2 separate regions of the Homo sapiens genome follow, and region 1 is linked to region 2. A link is an interaction called in ENCODE POLR2A ChIA-PET data of the cell type or tissue named here. Cell type or tissue: PC-3. All regions are shown on one strand.

The links. ChIA-PET counts read pairs that join two places held together with the same protein. Peaks named below come from ENCODE experiments on the same cell type or tissue, not always from the same donor. Only the 100,000 strongest peaks of a DNase experiment are listed, where the experiment ranks them.
Region 1: POLR2A ChIA-PET joins it to region 2 with 11 read pairs; 3 of 35 experiments call an interaction of 5 or more read pairs at or near these places.

The regions. Positions count from the first base shown.
Region 1 is chr1:46,009,631-46,017,630 of GRCh38, reverse strand. It overlaps MAST2 (microtubule associated serine/threonine kinase 2), which reads right to left. Exons shown (of 29, transcript NM_015112.3): 10 at 6,692-6,901. Among named protein-coding and RNA genes, the nearest start is that of PIK3R3, 120 kb to the left of the region's middle. RefSeq lists a silencer at 4,907-5,107. In PC-3, no CTCF peak of the experiment used is centred here; no DNase peak of the experiment used is centred here.
Region 2 is chr1:45,888,875-45,896,874 of GRCh38, reverse strand. The region is part of intron 4 of MAST2 (microtubule associated serine/threonine kinase 2); the gene reads right to left. LOC105378694 (a long non-coding RNA gene) reads left to right here. Exons shown (of 5, transcript XR_001738038.2): 2 at 1,235-1,340. Among named protein-coding and RNA genes, the nearest start is that of MAST2, 89 kb to the right of the region's middle. In PC-3, no CTCF peak of the experiment used is centred here; a DNase peak (open chromatin) is centred at 4,284; H3K4me3 peaks cover 1,023 bases; H3K27ac peaks cover 1,493 bases.

The DNA of each region.
Region 1 (8,000 bases), 120 kb before region 2:
TGTGAGATGGTATCTCATTGTGGTTTTGATTTGCATTTCTCTGATGGCCAGTGATGGTGAGCATTTTTTCATGTGTTTTTTGGCTGCATAAATGTCTTCTTTTGAGAAGTGTCTGCTCATGTCCTTCGCCCACTTTTTGATGGGGTTGTTTTTTTCTTGTAAATTTGAGTTCATTGTAGATTCTGGATATTAGCCCTTTGTCAGATGAGTAGGTTGCGAAAATTTTCTCCCATTTTGTAGGTTGCCTGTTCCCTCTGATGGTAGTTTCTTTTGCTGTGCAGCAGCTCTTTCGTTTAATTAGATCCCATTTGTCAATTTTGGCTTTTGTTGCCATTGCTTTTGGTGCTTTAGACATGAAGTCCTTGCCCAAGCCTATGTCCTGAATGGTAATGCCTAGGTTTTCTTCTAGGGTTTTTATGGTTTTAGGTCTAACGTTTAAGTCTTTAATCCATCTTGAATTAATTTTTATATAAGGTGTACGGAAGGGATCCAATTTCAGCTTTCTACATATGGCTAGCCAGTTTTCTCAGCACCATTTATTAAATAGGGAATCCTTTCCCCATTGCTTATTTTTCTCAGGTTTGTCAAAGATCAGATAGTTGTAGATATGCAGCGTTATTTCTGAGGGCTCTGTTCTGTTCCATTGATCTATATCTCTGTTTTGGTACCAGTACCATGCTGTTTTGGTTACTGTAGCCTTGTAGTATAGTTTGAAGTCAGGTAGCATGATGCCTCCAGCTTTGTTCTTTTGGCTTAGGATTGACTTGGCGATGCGGGCTCTTTTTTGGTTCCATATGAACTTTAAAGTAGTTTTTTCTAATTCTGTGAAGAAAGTCATTGGTAGCTTGATGGGGATGGTGTTGAATCTATAAAAATTACCTTGGGCAGTATGGCCATTTTCACGATATTGATTCTTCCTACCCATGAGCATGGAATGCTCTTCCATTTGTTTGTATCCTATTTCACTGAGCAGTGGTTTGTAGTTCTCCTTGAAGAGGTCCTTCACGTCCCTTGTAAGTTGGATTCCTAGGTATTTTATTCTCTTTGAAGCAATTGTGAATGGGAGTTCACTCATGATTTGGCTGTTTGTCTGTTATTGGTGTATAAGAATGCTTGTGATTTTTGTACATTGATTTTGTATCCTGAGACTTTGCTGAAGTTGCTTATCAGCTTAAGGAGATTTTGGGCTGAGACAATGGGGTTTTCTAGATATACAATCATGTCATCTGGAAACAGGGACAATTTGACTTCCTCTTTTCCTAATTGAATACCCTTTATTTCCTTCTCCTGCCTCATTGCCCTGGCCAGAACTTCCAAAACTATGTTGAATAGGAGTGGTCAGAGAGGGCATCCCTGTCTTGTGGCAGTTTTCAAAGGGAATGCTTCCAGTTTTTGCCCATTCAATTCAGTATGATATTGGCTGTGGGTTTGTCATAGATAGCTCTTATTATTTTGAGATACATCCCATCAATACCTAATTTACTGAGAGTTTTTAGCATGAAGGGTTGTTGAATTTTGTCAAAGGCCTTTTCTGCATCTATTGAGATAATCATGTGGTTTTTGTCTTTGGTTCTGTTTATATGCTGGATTACATTTATTGATTTATGTATATTGAACCAGCCTTGCATCCCAGGGATGAAGCCCACTTGATCATGGTGGATAAGCTTTTTGATGTACTACTGGATTCGGTTTGCCAGTATTTTATTGAGGATTTTTGCATCAATGTTCATCAAGGATATTGGTCTAAAATTCTCTTTTTTAGTTGTGTCTCTGCCCGGCTTTGGTATCAGGATGATGCTGGCATCATAAAATGAGTTAGGGAGGATTCCCTCTTTTTCTATTGATTGGAATAGTTTCAGAAGGAATGGTACCAATTCCTCCTTGTACCTCTGGTAGAATTCAGCTGTGAATCCATCTGGTCCTGGACTCTTTTTGGTTGGTAAGCTATTGATTATTGCCACAATTTCAGAGCCTGTTATTGGTCTATTCAGAGATTCAACTTCTTCCTGGTTTAGTCTTGGGAGGGTGTATGTGTCGAGGAATTTATCCATTTCTTCTAGATTTTCTAGTTTATTTGCGTAGAGATGTTTGTAGTATTCTCTGATGGTAGTTTGTATTTCTGTGGGATTGGTGGTGATATCCCCTTTATCACTTTTTATTGTGCCTATTTGATTCTTCTCTCTTTTCTTCTTTATTAGTCTTGGTAGCGGTCTATCAATTTTGTTGATCCTTTCAAAAAACCAGCTCCTGGATTCATTAATTTTTTGAAGGGTTTTTTGTGTCTCTATTTCCGTCAGTTCTGCTCTGATTTTAGTTATTTCTTGCCTTCTGCTAGCTTTTGAATGTGTTGCTCTTGCTTTTCTAGTTCTTTTAATTGTGATGTTAGGGTGTCAATTTTGGATCTTTCCTGCTTTCTCTTGTGGGCATTTAGTGCTATAAATTTCCCTCTACACACTGCTTTGAATGCGTCCCAGAGATTCTGGTATGTTGTGTCTTTGTTCTCGTTGGTTTCAAAGAACATCTTTATTTCTGCCTTCATTTCGTTATGTACCCAGTAGTCATTCAGGAGCAGGTTGTTCAGTTTCCATGTAGTTGAGTGGTTTTGAGTGAGTTTCTTAATCCTGAGTTCTAGTTTGATTGCACTGTGGTCTGAGAGACAGTTTGTTATAATTTCTGTTCTTTTACATTTGCTGAGGAGAGCTTTACTTCCAACTATGTGGTCAATTTTGGAATAGGTGTGATGCGGTGCTGAAAAAAATGTATATTCTGTTGATTTGGGGTGGAGGGTTCTGTAGATGTCTATTAGGTCCGCTTGGTGGAGAGCTGAGTTCAATTCCTGGGTATCCTTGCTAACTTTCTGTCACGCTGATCTGTCTAATGTTGACAGTGGGGTGTTAAAGTCTCCCATTATTATTGTGTGGGAGTCTAAGTCTCTTTGTAGGTCACTCAGGACTTGCTTTATGAAACTGGGTGCTCCTGTATTGGGTGCATATATATTTAGGATAGTTAGCTCTTCTTGTTGAATTGATCCCTTAACCAACCCAAATGTCCAACAATGATAGACTGGATTAAGAAAATGTGGCACATATACACCATGGAATACTATGCAGCCACAAAAAATGATGAGTTCATGTCCTTTGTAGGGACATGGATGAAATTGGAAATCATCATTCCCAGTAAACTATCGCAAGAACAAAAAACCAAACACCGCATATTCTCACTCATAGGTGGGAATTGAACAATGAGGACACATGGACACAGGAAGGGGAACATCACACTCTGGGGACTGTTGTGGGGTGGGGGGAGGGGGGAGGGATAGCATTAGGAGATATACCTAATGCTAAATGATGAGTTAATTGGTGCAGCACACCAGCATGGCACATGTATACATATGTAACTAACCTGCACATTGTGCACATGTACCCTAAAACTTAAAGTATAATAATAATAAAAAAAAGAAAAATACATAATCAAATTAAATAGTATTAAAAATCAATGAAAACGAAGATATAATTACCAATAATATCTTAGATTCTAATGGCTATTATTTTCAAATTGTACCACATTTTCCTAAATATCTTCCCATGAATGCCTAATTAGGATTATTTTTGCTTACAAATTATTTTAAAATTATTTTTCTTCGGAAAAAAAACACAGTAAATGAGGACTTTTCTTCTTTTAAAGTATTGGTTATGAAATGAAGAGAAAGGTTGAGCAGTTGGTGAAATCCCATTTATTCTTTTAAAACCTGTCTCCTGTTCCCAACACACATATACACACACACGAGAAGAAAAAGAATTGCTGTCTTTAACATGTTCTCTTGGCTGTTCATGCATACCACATGGTACTGTCATGCTGTTTCATAATGAGCTGTCTGTCTCTACAGCTACACTGCTGGGCCTAGTGAGTAAAGAGGCTCTGTGTCTTTTTCTTTTCTTTTTTTTTTTTTTGAGACAGAGTTTCACTTTTATTGCCCAGGCTGGAGTACAATGGCATGATCTTGGCTCACCGCAACCTCCACCTACTGAGTTCAAGCGATTCTCCTGCCTCAGCCTCCCGAGCGGCTGGGATTACAGGCGTGCGTCACCATGCTCAGCTAATTTTGTATTTTTAGTAGAGATGGGTTTTCTCCATGTTGATCAGGCTGGTCTGGAACTCCCGACCTCAGGTGATCTGCCTGCCTCAGCCTCCCAAAGTGCTGGGATTACAGGAGTGAGCCACCGCACCTGGCCCTGTTTCTTTCCTCAAATGCTAAGCCTAGCAGAATGCCTCCTATACAGCAGATGTCAGTCAATGTTTGTTGACTGTTTGAAAATGTATGATCTTAGGCTCTGGAATAAGCCAAATCTGGGTTGGGTCCTGGTTTTGCTACTTAAAAAAATCAGTTATCTTGAGCTAACTTAGTTTCCTTATCTGTAAATTTAGGAAATAATATTAAGTACCTTTCTTACACGGTTGTGAAGATTTAACCAGATAAATTAAATGAGGTAATGCAGTGTCTAGCATGTATTAAATGCTCCATAAATGTTACTGACTTTTATTATTCTAAAATCTGATCAGGTCATTTTTCAATTTGTCACATTGGATGATACCCACTGCCTTCACGATACAATCTAAGCTCCTCACAAGGCCGTTCAGCATCTGGCCCCCAGTCCAACTCTTCAAATTCATCTGCCAGCTGGTCATTTGTAGCAGCTCACACCTGTAATCCCAGCACTTTGAGAGGCCGAGGCAGGGCGATCACTTGAGGTCAGGAGTTTGAGACCAGCCTGGCCAACATGGTGAAATGCCTGGCTAGTGTAGAGATGGGGTCTCACTTTGTTGCTCAGGCTGGTCTCAAGCTCCTGGGCTCAAGTGATCCTTCCATCCTGGCCTCCCAAAGTGCTGGGATTACAGGCATGAGCCACTGTGCCCAAGCAAAAGGTTGTTTATGCTGTTTTCTAGCTTCAGTGAACTCCTACCTGTTAAGATCTAGCCTTCCCTGAACTTTCCACAAAGAGTCAGCATATCCTCCTCTGTGCTCAGAACCTACTTATCTCTAGTGCTCGTCAATCACATTGTATTGCAGTCAGTGGAAGTGAGAGAATTCATATAAAGTATTCAGTATAGTAATAACTTATTTTTATTAAGTACATGTTGATGGGTCTGTAACCTCACTGATGGCAAATTCCCTAAGATAGAGCCTGCACTGAATTCTTTTCTGCATTCCAAGGGCTTCACAAATTAGGGAACAGATGAACAAACTGGCTCCAAATTCAGTGCTCTTCCTATTGTATCAAACAACCTAACCACACAAGCAGTCAATCTGGGAAAATGCCTAAAGGTTTTGGGCAAGGCTCTGACTTTAGCATTTTAGAAGATAAATCTTAAACATACCAGGAAACTTGGAAGTTACTCTACATTAATCCTTTACCTGATGCAGTAATCCCTGATTCCTATATGTCTCTGGGGTACCCCTTTCCATTGCTGGAAAACTGTCAGAAACCTTTTCTTGAACAGAAACAAACAGCTACCAGTGATTTTCATGGGACTCTGGCTTTCTAAAGTTATACTTCTACAATGTTTTATTTTAAGTATTTCTTTTGAAATCACAAAAAGGTATTTTTGTAGAAGGAACTACTTTTTCACCTATTAAATCAAAACCTTTCTCACTGTAACTTCTGCCCACTGGACTAATTATGTCTTTCAGGGGTATTAAGAACAATCTGCTCTCTTTTATATGTGAGAAACTTTCTACTACTTGACAACAATAATCATGATCATCTTTAGTCACCCTTTCTCTAGATTCAACTGTTCTCTGAAAATTTGTTTAAACTCCCTGCTCCTTCTTATTTCTAGACGAACACACTGATGTCCTTTTGATCATTAGCCCTGGGCCCTCAGCTCAGTTGGTACTACTCCAGAGAGAGAGGTCTTGGTCTGGAGGTAATAAGGGGTTCTGGACTGGGAAATTCTCTAGTGATGTGATGAGCTCTGCGGGGACAGGCATATCCTCTCTCTCCCAAACTGTATTAATGGATAACATGGAGCCGCTGTGGTCTGAGTGAGATGGCATCTGGCCACCTTAATCAAGAGGCTGATAGCAAAGGAAGCACTCGTGCAGGAAGCAGTGCTTAAGAACTCTCATGTGCTTTGGTCTTGGCCATCTCTGGATTACTTTACCTTTAGCCTCCCAGAGATTTTTTCACACCAGCGAGGACCAGGTCTCAAAACATGTAAGTCCCAACTAGAGAACTTCTCACCATGCAAATGGCTAAACCCATTGTGCAAGCCTCATACCTGTTTTCCCTTGGCTGAGGATAAATAGTCTGAAGGCTCTGCTTAAACCAGTATTTCCAGTAGAAGAAAGCCCGTCACAGCCACTGGAGCCACTTTTTGGCTTTGGGTAGCAAACCTCCTAGTCAAATACTTATGACTACTACCCATGGTGGAGCTTCGCGTAATACAACAAAGTAATATAATTTTGGATTTAGAAAAGGAACAGAAGTGACTTCCTTTGATACCAAGCAGGCTTCTCTCAGTATTGCAGGGGACTGAGGAGGAATCTAAGTCCCTCAGCTCTACCTTTGAGGGTGGGTAACAAGCAGTCTGTGAAGACTGAGAATACCACTAATGCCCTAATCTTAGCTTGGGATTACAAATCCAATACCAGGTGGAGGTTTTTTCAGAACCCCAGCACAAGGACACTCACATCTTGTAAAAGTTTCTCCAAATTATCTTGAAGTTCGTAGAAGTATTGTGATGTAATGAGGCCACTCCGAGATTTATCCAGGCAGTCTCGGGCCATCTCAATCACCTGATGATGAATAAAGCTCAGGGCTCCATCTGCCAAGGGCAGCACGCTGTCTGGAGTGTTGGAGGAAATAAACTCTGCTAGTCGCTCTTCCATTTGTGCGGTGGCCTGGGAAGAAAAGCAAGAAAGAAACACTTCCCTTCTAGTTCCAGCTCAGTTGGAGCTAAGCCTGAAGGACCTGGAAATAGCAAAATAATGGGCTCCCTCTGATCCTGGTTTCCTTAAACTGCCATTTGGGAAACCTGATAACTGAAGACATTAATAGATCACCTTCAAGTAAAGTCAACTCAAGATGCCTTAGCTTTATATTCAAGGCCCTCTTTCACCTGGTCTTGCCCATCTCCCCCAACTCCCTCCAGGGCAAGCTCTTTTGCTGTACGGACACACAGGTGTTTGCTATCTTCCTCCTTTACTATGCTGTTTCATGCCTGTCTGTTTATGCTCTTCCCAGTGTGTGGCTTTTTCACCCTGCCAAGCCTGCCTGACAAACTCCTAATTCTCCTTCTAATCTCAGTTCAAATATTGTGTCTCCTCTGGGAAGTCTTTCATTTCCCCAGGCAAATGGGTTTCCATTCCTCTGTTCTTCCACTGGACCTCCCAACTGTGTAAACTTAGTGTATGGGCACTGCTGGTTTCTAAACCGGGAAGTTTGTTAAGTGAGAGAGAGTTTCATTTAACTCAGGATCCTCTTACTTAACCTTAGGACCCAAGGGAGTTAGGCAGGTGCTTGGAGAGCTGCTTAGTGAACCTGTCTGGTCACAGATGGTGAGTTGGAATGGGGGGACTGTGGATAGGAACATGAGCCTGGCCTGGATCCCCAGCAGAGGAGAATGGAGGTCTGGCTCCAAACCTCTTAGGGACCTAACTACACAGTCATGTCAAAATGACAGATACACATCTGTGAACGAGTTCTTAGCTGCCTATCTAAGCTGTCTATCTAAGACTCTGCCTTATTTCTTTTGCTACCAGGTGGTGATTTCTGATTTCCAGTGTGTGTTTAGGCAAATGTATACCTACATACATATATATGTGGTGTGTCTACATGGAGAATGAAAGAGGAAGAGGGTGAAAAAGTGGGAGTAGAGGAGAAAGAAGGAAGTGAAGGAATCTTAACACATTTTCTCCAACAATAGTTCATCCTATAGGAAGGAACTGGAAACATGCCTATAAACACAAACATCCAATGCTACAAAAACACCTAACATAC
Region 2 (8,000 bases):
CCTGGGAGACATTCATACAATATGATGTACTGGACTAATGATTAATGACTGCATATACAAATATTGTTTGATATAAAAGATCTGTGGTCACAAACTAGGGGGTGACCTGTGGTGTTATGATATACATACTGGTTTTAATCTACGGTTTCTGGCTTACAACTCCCATAGCCCTAGTTACAGTCTTTTGTTAGAATGTTGGCTGCGTTAGGCCTCAGGGGCAGGCCTCTGACCTTCTCCAGCTCTCCTTTCACTTTAATGTTCCCCAACCTTTCTGACTGTGGGTCTTAAGGCTCTCCCATGAGAGAGTTCCACCCTACACCTGGGGCAAGAAATATTGACTTCATGAAGCTTCCATAAAAACCCAAGAGGACAGGGTTCAGTGAGCTTCAGGATGGCTGCACACATGGAAGTTATTGAAGTGACACGGCTGGGGAGGGCACAGAAGCTCCCTGCCCCTTCCCTAGTAACTCACCCTATGAATCTCTTCATCTCTATCCTTTGCAATATCCTATAAACCGGTAAATATTAAAATAAAAATCTAAGAGGCTAAGTACAGTGGCTCACACCTGTAATCCCAGCACTTTGGGAGACCAAGGAGGGCGGATCACTTGAGGTCAGGAGTTCGAGACTAGCCTGGCCAATATGGTGAAACCCCCATCTCTACTAAAAACACAAAAATTAGCCAGGTGTGGTGGCACCCATGTCTGTAGTCCCAGCTACTCGGGAGGCTGAGGCATGAGAATTCCTTGAACCAGGGAGGCAGAGGTTGCAGTGCCACTGCACTCCAACCTGGGCAACAGAGCAAGACTCGGTCTCAAAAAAAAAAAAAAAATCTAAGAAATATAGTCATTCAAGAAAGTCTGTTTCATTTGGCATTGTTATTAAAAGAATACAATTTACAAGAAATTATTGATTACAAATAACAATTTTGGTAAAAATAAAGCCAAAGAAAAGTGTAAATATTTTAATAATTTATGAATTTGCCTTTACTTTATTGCTCATTTAAATAGATGAACACATAGACATGTGCAGTGTTAATTCAACTGTCATTTTTGACATTTTGCCATTTTCAATTGTATAAAAATTGATAATGGAATTGGTTGTAATATTTGCCTGTTTCTCTCTTTGATGATATGCTGTTTTTCTTTCATCTTTGAATGTTTTCATTTTATATCTGGATGAAAGCCATGATTTTTTGTTTTTACTTTTTTTAAAAAAACTGTCTGTTAAACAGTTTTGGAAGTCTTCCACCAAATGTCCAAAGAATTAACCTGTGAGTCACATCAGAGAAGTACACCTCACGTGGACCATCCATGTACATCAGTGCTTGGTTCCCACAGGTAAATCTGAAGTGGTAATCTGAAGTTGGCTCCCAGATGAACAAAGAAGTTTACGGAATCTCCACATTTCTAATTTCAATTTTTCTTTACATAACTGGGTTTTGTTTTGTATTTATTTATAGCTAAGTTATTCCCATTTGTGGCAGCAGAGTGGGACACTGATTTTATGGGCTGACCAATCCCGGGTATGTACCCAAGAGAAATGAAAACATATGCCCATAAAAAAAAAACTTATACATGAATGATTATAGCAGCTTTATTCATAATATCCAAAAACTAGAAACAACCCAAATATCCATCAAATAGTGGTATAGTCACAAAAGGAAACACTGAAACATAAAGGAAGCCAATTACAAAAAAGCAGGTCATTTGTCATTTTCATTTATATGAAATTCTACCACAGGCAAAGCTAATCTGTAGTGCCAAACAATAGATCAGTGGTTGCCTGAGGCCAAGATGTGGAAGATGGGATTGACTGCAAAACTACAGAAGGAATATTTGGGGGTAAGAAAAATGTTCTATCTATTAATTGTGGTTGTAGTTACATGGGTATATATATTTGCCAAAATTCATAAAATGAAGGACCCCAAATTGTTTCTGTGGGATATAACCATCAATAATTACAGTATTGAAAATGGAAACTGAGACATTAAAAAACACTTACTGATTCATTTGATGATAACACTAAAAATGCACTGCATCTTAATAACATCTTAGTACTCATTATCAAATTAATTGTGACCTTGAGAACCCCTAAAACTTGTACTCAAGTAAAGCATAAGTCTGTTCCAGAGTATGAAGACTAATGAAGGGCACAACTCGGAATGTGAATTTTGGCTGTCATGGTTTATAATACCTGAGTCTGAAAAGCTAAAACTGGTTAAAATTTTAGCAAATAATTTATTCAGTTTTGGTGAGTCCATGTCCTTGGTTTACTGTTTACTGCCATCCATTACCTACAATATTAAAGTATATTCTTTTGCTATGTAATACGCCTAGTTAGCAAATATTTTGTGTCTTGCTAGAAAAATTTTCTGTGCTTTATGCTGACTTATCAGGTCCTTAATCAAGCAAGCATAGGGCTCCTCATAAAAAAAACTACAGTTATTTAAAATTGTGTTACTTTCTATGTTTGTTTATAAATGTTTTACCGTCACTTCGGTTAAATAAGTAACCAGGTATTATTTCTCAAGCACCAACAATCCTATCTTAAGTGTTTCCACTAACGATTATTTGAAGATTTGTCTTTCCCAAATCAGATCCTACGTGTAGAAAATAATAAAATAAAACTTTCAGTGTAATTTTTTTTTTTTTTTAATTTGAGACAGGGTCTCACTGTCACCCAGGCTAGAGTGCAGTGGCATGATCTCAGTTCACTGCAACCTCCACCTCCCAGGCTCAAGCAATCCTTCCACCTCAGCCTCCCAAGTAGCTGGGACCACAGGTGTGCGCTACCACGTCCAGCTAACTTTTACATATTTTTGTAGAAATAGGGTTTCAACATGTTGCCTAGGCTGGTCTCAAACTCCTGAGCTCAAGCAATCCTCCCACCTTGGCCTCACAAAGTGCTGGGGTCAGTGTATTTTTAATACCAAAAACTATCTCTGAGATATCCCAAAACATCCTTGGCAAAATCACAAAGACGTGTTTTCTCCTTTTTAGAGAAATGTTAGAAATAATTAGGTTTAATATTTTGTTATTAATGAATTTCATGAGAAAAGTTATCTACCAGAAGACATGTTCAGTGTTCCCTAGGTTAAAGTTGTATGGGTAAAATGCTATTACTATAAATATTCTAGTTATTGTATGATTAATAGAAAACTCCTAGAGATTTGTCAATGTCCTCATTATCCATAACGTTTCTGAGTCCTGACAGAACTCTGCCAGATTTTAGGAAACAAAAGTTTAGTGTTTTCAGTCTTTTTTTTTTTTTTTAAAATATCCTACAGGAAGAAGTGTTTTCAGTCTTAATTTCAGTTATTATCTAAAATACTGGCCAGGTGCGGTGGCTCACATCTGCAATCCCAACGTTTTGGGAGGCTGAGGCAGAAGGATCACTTGAGCCCAGGAGTTAGAGACCAGCCTAGGGAACATTACAAGACCCTATCTCTACCCCGCCCCCTGCAAAAAATTAAAATAAAATAAAAAATAAATTAAATGAAATAAATAAGCTGGGCATGGTGATGCATGCTTACAGTCCCAGCTACCTGAGAAGCTGAAACAGGAGGATCGCTTGAGCCCAGGAGGTTGAGGCTGCCGTGAGCTATGACAGAGCCACTGCACTCCAGCCTGGGCAACAGAGCAAGACCTTGTCTAAAATAAATAAATAAATAAATAATAAAAACTGAAAATGTTTACTTGGTAACAACCTTACTTTTAACATTTCAATCCAGCACCTTCTAGGTCAGTGGAGTTTTATAAAAATATAGATGTATAGGACTGGAGTTTTATAAAAATATAGATGTATAGGACTTATTCCAGACCCATTGAATCTCTTTACTTGATGTCCTTAGTATATTCTTGGTATGTTTTTGGTGTCTGTATAATACCACAAGAATATTATAAGTTATACATAAAGATTTTTCCCTCTCTAAAAATTATGTTTATCTATGTTTTCTAAATCAGATGTAACCTTCACTGTCTTATTTGCAATAATCTCTTACAGTTTGCTATAAGTTTTTGGACTGGCCTTATTACTCTCATTTTACATGTGACAAAAACAACTTAATTTCCTTGTTAGTTGCATTATTCTTATGATATGAGACTCTGTCACATGCAGAGAGATTCTGTTTTGTGCTGAGGCCTGTCTGAAGGCTCTACAATCAGCTAGAAGCCAGAGTCTGTGTCTTCAACAAAGAAGGGTTGTCTCAGAGCTCCACGGAAAAGGACTGCGGCAGGTATTTTAAAACTACTGACACATCAAAGAATAGACAGGCTTCCAATAGCATTGCTTGGACAACTGGACAACTTCCAGATCATTCCAGTGGAATGAGTCAGAATTTCCAGAACTTTTTTTAGTTAAGAAGCCGACTACTAACGTAAGATCCAGTGAAATGAGAATTAGGTACACAGAACGGTATGAACTATAAGAAATGATTATAGTAATTTGTTTGAAATATTATTTTAATGTCCATTTTCTAATATGCAAGGGAGCCAGTTGTATTCCTTGTTAGGCTATCTATAACTCTTAACAATTGAGTAGACTTTGCTCTTGTAAAATGAAACATTCCTAAATCACATCTGATTCTCACTGACCCTCCCCTAACCCAGAACTAAGAACGTCTTACTGAGTCTCCTTACAGTTCAAGGCAATATGGTTATTTGAATAGGGCTAAACAAGAATCTGTTCTCCTTTTGACCAGAATATAATTGTAAAAAATGGTTGTCCAACAAAGAGCTTGCCTGAAAGGTCACATTTGAGAATCATGCTTATTTGATCAGGTATAACAAACCACTTTTAAGGAACTATGGTTGACTTTATGGAGCCAATACTTACAAAACCTTCCTGGGAAAACTGGCCTGGTATCTGGCTTTACAGGGTCCAGACTTACAGATGGTAAGGAAGGCCACTTCCTGGAAGGCCCAGGACCCTTAGGAATTCACCCAAATTTATAGTTATTACAAGTGAAATGTGGTATTTCTTAGGCTTGCCTTCCTAGCCTCAAAATACAAATAATAGAGGCCTTTAAAAGTCCAATCTGAGATTCTTTATAAAAATTTACAGCAAAGTAAATTTAAGAAGGCTTTATGATAAATTAATATTCTGGCCACACTATGCAAATAATCAGGCCAAACCCAATGAGACCACCCTTGTTTTGTGAACAAAAACGTTTCAAATTATTTTAGATGAAAAGGTAGGAGATTATAAAAAAAAAAATTGGAAAAAGTTAAAAAAGAAAAAAAGGTTACTAGATATTTCCAATAAAAAACTATGCATATTGTTTAGAGAATACTCTTCTAGTTTGTCTTTTATTGTCTTTGAGCTACTTTACAACTCTGTAAGTTATAGGTAGGTAACTGACGTTATGTGAAATAATTTCTTTTTTTTGTTTTGTTTTGAAACGGTCTCTCTCTGTCACCCAGGGTGGAGTACAGTGGCACAATCACGGCTCACTGCAGGCTCAACCTTCCCACTTCAGCCCCCTAAGTAGCTAGGACTACAGGCAGTCACCACCACACCTGGCTAATTTTTTTAAAAAAACTTTTGCAGAGACAGGGTCTCACTACATTGCCCAGGCTGGGCTCAAACTCCTGGGCTCAAGTGATCTTCCTGCCTCAGCCTCCCAAAGTGCTGGGATTACAGGTGTGAGCTAGTACATCCAGTGCACAAAATAATGTTTGTCTATAGACATGCTGATCAATTCTGTACAGTGAAGGTGCAACTGACTTCCCTTCTCTCCATGGAAAAACTCAATTTTATAATAAATAATACATTTATTTCAACACTACACATACACATACCACATATCACTTTGTGGTTCTTTTACTTCTTTGAACTGGCTAATATATCTGCCAGATTTCCTTACTAACAATGAGTTAAATATTTAACATGTGCTTATTTTTTAAAAATCAATAGCTTTACACATATTTCAAAATTTGTTATTATGCAACTATATTTCTAGAGGTAGGAGGACAAAGCATTTATTTTATTTTACAATTTGGTAGCTCTATTTTAAATGATTAAACGTGTATACCTCTATTTGTATTCTTGTGCCAGACCATACCAATGTTTGGAACAAGTTCAAATGATTGCCAATTTGTGTTAAACTCTATAGTAGGCTCTGGGATCAGCATATTGTACCGCACAACATGGTCCTGACCTCACGGAGCTTACCATCTGCTATGGACTAAACTGTGTCTCCCCAAAATTCATGTTAAAGCTTTTACCCCCAATCTGACTATATTTCCATATAGGTTCTTTAGGAAGTAATTAAGGTTAAATGAGGTCATAGGGGTGGCTCTAATCCTATAGGACTGTTGGGCTTGAAAATGAAGGAAAAAATAAGGAAGGAGGGAGAAGGAAGAAGAAAAAGAAGAAGAGACAGATCTATGCCCCTATCCTCAGGCTGGTGTACCACATAAAGGCCATGTGAGCACACAGCAAGAAGGCCACTCTCTGCAAGCCAGGAAGAGAGGTTTACCAGAAACTTAGCATGTTGTCACCTTCTTGGACTACTAGTTTGCATAACTGTAAGAAAATAAATTTTTGTTATTTAAGCATGTGGTATTTTGTTACAGCAGCCTGAGCTAATACTTACATACTACACAACGGGAAAAGGCAGACAAATAGTTCTTTATTTACAACTGATGTAAGAGCTATGAAGAAAAAGTAGAGGCTTTATTGAAAGTATGTTCTGGGAAACCCAACTTAGTCTACAGACAGCAAGGTTTGGGTGAGGTCAGGAACGCCTTTCATAAGGAAGTGAGGTGTAAGCTGGGACTTGAAAGGTGTGTAGGAACTAGATTGGTATAGATGGAAAAAGAACATTCCAGCTGGGCACGGGGGCTCATGCCTGTAATCCCAGCACTTTTGGGAGGCCGAGGCAGGCGGATCACGAGGTCAAAAGATTGAGACCATCATGGCCAACATGGTGAAACCCTAAAAATATAAAAATTAGCTCAGCGTGGTGGAGCGCACCTGTAGTCCCAGCTACTTGGGAGGCTGAGGCAGGAGAATTGCTTAATCACCTGAGGTTGGGAGTTCGAGACCAGCCTGACCAATGTGGTGAAACCCTGGCTCTACTAAAAATAAAAAAAAAAAATTAGCTGGGTGTCATGGCGTGCACCTGTAGTCCCAGCTACTCAGGAGGCTGAGACAAGAGAATTGCTTGAACCCAGGAGGTGGAGGTTGCAGTGAGCCAAGATTGCGTCACTGTACTCCAGCCTGGCAACAGAGTGAGATTCTGCCTCAAAAAAACAAAACAAAACGAAACAAAACAAAAATTCCAGGCACAGAGAACACATTGTGTAAAACATGGAGAAAAATATAGCAACCACACTGTATAGATAGTCAGGTGTGATCCTAAGAGTAAGAAAAAATTCACCAAAGGCCAGGTGCAGAGGCTCACACCTGTAATCTCAGCACCTCGGAAGGCCGAGGAAGGCAGGTAGTTTTAGCCCAGGAGTTTGAGACCAGCCAGGGCAACATGGCAAAACCCCACCTCTACAAGAAGTACAAAAATTAGCTGGGTGTGGCGGCGTGCACCTGTGGTCCCAGCTACTTGGGAGACTGAGGTGCGAGTACCACCTGAGCCCAGGAAGGCTGGGGCTGCACTGAGCCGTGATCGCACCACTGTACTCCAACCTGGGTGACAAAGTGAGATTCTGTTTCAAAAAAAAAAAAATTTCACCAAAAAAGTTTAAATTAATATCTAATAATGAAATCCGCATTTTAAAAAGCTTTTCCTGGCTATTGTATGATAGTTAGGTAGACTGAGGGTGAGCAATGCCAGATAAAGAAAGGCCAGTTAGGAGGTTATGGCAGTAGCAGAGGCAAGAGATTACAATGGCTGTGACTATCTGGACAAACCAGTGGTAGTATAAAGAAAGAGAGAACACCAGCCGGGCACAGTGGCTCAGGCCTGTAATCCCAGCACTTGGGAGGCCGAGGCGGATGGATGATGAGGTCAGATTGAGACCATCCTGGCTAACGTGGTGAAA